Regions from separate parts of the Homo sapiens genome. Here region 2 is linked to region 1. A link is an interaction called in ENCODE POLR2A ChIA-PET data of the cell type or tissue named here. Cell type or tissue: IMR-90. All regions are shown on one strand.

Region 1 (2,500 bases):
ACCAGGTGCAGTGGCTCAATGGCTGTAATCTCAGCACTTTGGGACACCAAGGTGGGTGGATCACCTGAGGTCAGGAGTTCAAGACCAGCCTGACCAACATGTTGAAACCCCGTCTCTACTAAAAATACAAAAAATTAGCCAGGCGTGGTGGCACGTGCCTGTAATCCCAGCTACTCAGGAGGCTGAAGCAGGAGAATTGCTTGAACCTGGGAGGCAGAGGTTACAGTTGAGCCAAGATTGCACCATTGTACTCCAGTCTGGGCAACAAGAGCAAAACTCCATCTCAAATAATAATAATAAATAACAAAATGAAATTTAAGTCACAGCAGAGCAGCATTGTATTATGCCTATTTTAAAATTTATTTCGTCACTAGCATCCAATAGTTATCTTTGGCCCCTTACATTTGTTTTCTTTTTTTTTTTTTTGACACAGCGTCTTACTCTGTGGCTCAGGCTGGAGTGCAGCAGTGTGAACACAGCTCACTGCAGCCTCGACCTCCTGGGCTTAAGCAATTCTCCTGACTCAGCCTCCCATGTCACTGGGACCACAGGCACACACCACCATGCTTGGCTAATTTTTGAATTTTTTGTAGAGACAGGGTTTCACTTTGTTGCCCAGGCTGGTCTTGAACTCCTGTGCTCAAGCAGTCCTTCTGACTTGGCCTCCCAAAGTGTTGGGATTACAGGCATGAGCCACAGTGCCTGGCCTGGTAACCTTACTTTTTTTTTTTTTTGAGTTGGAGTTTCACTCTGTCACCTAGGCTGGAGTGCAGTGGTGCGATCTTGGCTCACTGCAACCTCCGCCTCCCAGGTTCAAGCAATTCTCCTGCCTCAGCCTCCCAAGTAGCTGGGACTACAGGCGCCCGCCACCATACCTGGCTAATTTTTTGTATTTTTAGTAGAGATGGGGTTTCACCGTATTAGCCAGGATGATCTGGATCTCCTGACCTCGTGATCCGCCTGCCTCGGCTTCCCAAAGTGCTGGGATTACAGGCATGAGCCACCGCGCCCGGCCAATCCCTTACTTTTTAAGAGCTTATATTTGGGAAGTTTCACATTGCTATAAAAATTTCAGTGTTTTTTTGATGACCTTGGGCTATAAATTTAGAATAGTAGCTGAATATAGAGTGAGGATGCATACCATAGACAGATGTCAGTTTTGCTCACTAATATTTATCTAACATCTGTAGAGTGCTGGGCACATGGTAAACACTCAGTAAATATGCATGGAATGAACTGAATGCATCAAGTCAAATTCATTTTTTTTTTTTTTTTTTGAGACAAGGTCTTGCTCTGTCACCTAGGCTGGACTACAGTGGCAAGATCTCAGCTCACTGCAACCTCCGGCTCCCAGGTTAAAGCAATTCTACTGCTTCAGCCTCCCAAGTAGCTGGGACTACAGGCATGCACCATCATGCCCAGCTAATTTTTTGTATTTTTAGTAGAGGCAGGGTTTCACCATGTTGGCTAGGCTGGTCTCGAACTCCTTACCTGGCTGGTCCTTTGACTTGGGCCAGGCACGGTGGCTCACGTCTGTAATCCAAACACTTTGGGAGGCTGAAGCGGGTGGATCACTTGAGGTTAGGAGTTAGAGACCAGCCTGGCCAACAGGGTGAAACCCTATCTCTACTAATAACACAAAAAATTAGCTGGGCATGGTGGCAAGCGCCTGTAGTCCCAGCTACTTGGGAGACTGAAACAGGAGAATCACTTGAACCTGGGAGGCTGAGATGGCAGTGAGCCAAGATCGTGCCACTGCACTCGAGCCTGGGTGACCGAACAAGACTGTCTCAAAAAAAAAAAAAAAAGGTGTTACAGAATCCGTGGATATTCATTTATTTCCTCCTAATTTTAGACACAATACCATTAAGTTTACTCACCTGGTTTCCAGCATAGATAAGAAGTAGCGAATAAGTCGCAGCAAGATGGCACTGCATGCTAACAAGAAAATGGCACAAAGAGAAGCTGTAGTCATAGAGGCCAGGAGCAGTGGCTCATGCCTGTAATCCCAGCACTCTGGGAGGCTGAGGTGGGTGGATTGCTTGAGCTCAGAAGTTCAAGACCAGCCTGGGCAATATAGCAATACCCTGTCCCAAAAAACAACAACAACAAAATTGCCATAGAATATAACCACTAAGAATCATCAGGAGGTCACAGTAAATACCAGCTCAGCATAATGACTTGGGACACTGATTCCACCCCAACAGAGATCTCAATTTCCCCATCTACAAAATGCAGATAATAATAGTACTTACCACATAGTGAAAAGGATCAAATGAGATACAGCAAGGTAAACAAAAAAACAAAAACCAGAAGCCAGTGCTTAGGCATAGTAATTATTAAATAAATGTTAGTTTTTCTTTTGTTAATTTTATTTTTATTATTTTATTATCATTATTATTACGACTTAAAGTCACGTAACCTTAGGAAAGTTACTCAATCACTCTGAAACTCATTACCCTAGCTTGCCCCATATGATTGCAATAAAAATCAACAAGGA
Region 2 (2,500 bases), 74 kb after region 1:
TGTAAGTCACCACACTCAGCTCCCTGCCTTATTTTTTTTTTTTTTTTTTCAAGAGATGGGGGTCTTGCTATGTTGCCCAAGGGGGAGTGCTGTGTCTATTCACAGGTGTGATCATAGTGCACTACAACCTCAAGGGATCCTTCCACCTCAGCCTCTTGAGTAGCTGGAACTAGAGGTGCCCAGCTCTCTTAAAAACTATTAAAACCACCTTGAAGCCTAGTTTCAGTTGATCCATTAAAAAATATTTATGTGTATATATACACATACACATAGGCTGTGTGTGTTTGTGTCTGTGTCTCTGTGTGTGCTTAAGCATTCAGAAATTGGAGCAAACCAGCCACACGAATGTCTAGCTACTTAACTGCTTAACCAGAATTCTGGACTAAAATTGATTACTGATACTTCCTATAATTGGGTAGAAAAACATGTAGCTTTTCTTTTCTTTCTTTTTTTTTTTTTTGAGACGGAATCTCACTCTGCCGCCCAGGCTAGAGTGCAGTGGCACAATCTTGGGTCACCACAACCTCTGCCTCCCGAGTTCAAGCGATTCTCCTGCCTCAGCCTCCTGAGTGGCTGGGATTACAAGGACCCGCCACCATGCCTGGCTAATTTTTTTGCATTTTTAGTAGAGATGGGGTTTCGCCATGTTGACCAGGCTGGTCTCCAACTCCTGACCCTTGGGTAATCCGCCTACCTCTGCCTCAAAGTGCTGGGATTACAGGTGTGAGCCACTGTGCCTGGCTGAACATGTAGCTTTTTTTTCTTGTTCCAGGATTTTTATGTTTTATTGATATCAAATTGTATCTCTATATTTCTTTTAAGAAGGAAACAAATTTATTTTATTAGAATGAGAGACTTAGAATAGGAGTGAAAGGAATACAATAACTAAAACATCATGGAAGTACTTTTTTGTTTTTTCATTAATTTATTGAGAAGAGGTGTTAGTTACAGCTTAAAAATTTTTCTTTTTGTGAGTTAACTAGACACAGCAGAGAAAGTTTGTAGGAGTTTTGGATGGAGAGCACAGTAGTTACAGCAATTCTATTGCTGGGATTTAAGCCAATACAGTTTAGGTCTAATGCTTGGTGAATGACTCTATTGAATGTCATGCCTTAAATATTAAACCCTTTTTTTTTCTTTTCTATTCATAGTGGTAGTCGCTCTTCTAAAACTTTTAAACCAAAGAAGAACATTCCAGAGGGTTCTCACCAGTATGAGCTCTTAAAACACGCAGAAGCCACACTTGGCAGTGGCAACCTTCGGATGGCTGTCATGCTTCCTGAAGGGGAAGATCTCAATGAATGGGTTGCAGTTAACAGTAAGTAGCCTTTTTATTTCTCAGTAGCCTGTGAATTAGGGTAATAGCCTCATTGTTGGTGAGTGTTGGTGCTGTCCATTCTAGGATTTAGTTAGTAAGCTAATATCATAAAAGAGTGATATCTCAATCTAACTTTAACCTTCATGTTACTTTATTTACTTTATTATTATTACTTTTTGAGACAGGGTCTCACTCAGTCACCCAGGCTGGAAGGCTGGAGTACAGTGGCTCAGTTATGGCTGACTGCAGCCTTGAACTCCTGGGCTCAAGCAGTCCTCCCACCCTCAGCCTCTAGCGTAGCTGGGACTGTAGGCACATACCACCCTGCCTGGCTCATTTACAAACATGTTTTAGTAGAGATGGAGTTCTCACTATGTTGTCCAGGATTGTCTTGAACTCCTGACCTCAAGTGATCCTTCTATCTCAGCCTTTCACGGTGCTAGGATTACAGGCACTAGTCACCACATCCAGTCCTTGTTATTTTATTTCTGAATATGGAATTTTATGAAATCTTGTTTCCTATTTTAATACAAAGCATAGATTTACTATCTTCATTATAATAATTTTTCATGTGTCAAACACTGTATAGACATACCACTCTCCTTTCTACGTGGATGATTTTATTTTATCTTTATAACCTTATGATGTAGGTATGATTATTATTTCGGTTTAATAGATTAAGTTGAGACAATTAGTAACTTGCCTAGGTCATATAGCTATTAAATGGAAGAACCTGGGATCAAATATACAGCTATAGAATTTCAGAGTCTATAGAGTCAACCACTATACTAAATTGCCTTTCTCAGTGGCATACTCAGTTATTTGTCTAATTGTGCTTTTTTTATTTTTATTTTTATTTTGAGATCGACTCTTGCTCTGTCGCCCAGGCTGGAGTACCAGTGACATGATCTCGGCTCACTCCAACCTCTGCCTCCTGGGTTCAAGCGATTCTTCTGCCTCAGCCTCCTGAGTAGCTGGGATTATAGGCACGCACCACCATGTCCGGCTAATTTTTGTATTTTTAGTAGAGATGGGATTTCACCATGTTGGTCAGGCTGGTCTCGAACTCCTGACCTTGTGATCCACCCACTTCAGCTTCCCAAAGGGCTGGGATTACAGGTGTGAGCTACCACGCCCGGCCAGTTGTGCTTATTTTTTAAAAAAAGATATCAAGTAGTCATC

The links. Peaks named below come from ENCODE experiments on the same cell type or tissue, not always from the same donor. Only the 100,000 strongest peaks of a DNase experiment are listed, where the experiment ranks them.
Region 2: POLR2A ChIA-PET joins it to region 1 with 20 read pairs; 6 of 35 experiments call an interaction of 5 or more read pairs at or near these places.

The regions. Positions count from the first base shown.
Region 1 is chr4:70,883,461-70,885,960 of GRCh38, forward strand. No RefSeq gene overlaps it. Among named protein-coding and RNA genes, the nearest start is that of MOB1B, 18 kb to the right of the region's middle. In IMR-90, no CTCF peak of the experiment used is centred here; no DNase peak of the experiment used is centred here.
Region 2 is chr4:70,957,723-70,960,222 of GRCh38, forward strand. MOB1B (MOB kinase activator 1B) reads left to right here. Exons shown (of 6, transcript NM_173468.4): 2 at 1,152-1,318. Among named protein-coding and RNA genes, the nearest start is that of DCK, 35 kb to the right of the region's middle. In IMR-90, no CTCF peak of the experiment used is centred here; a DNase peak (open chromatin) is centred at 1,149; H3K27ac peaks cover 676 bases.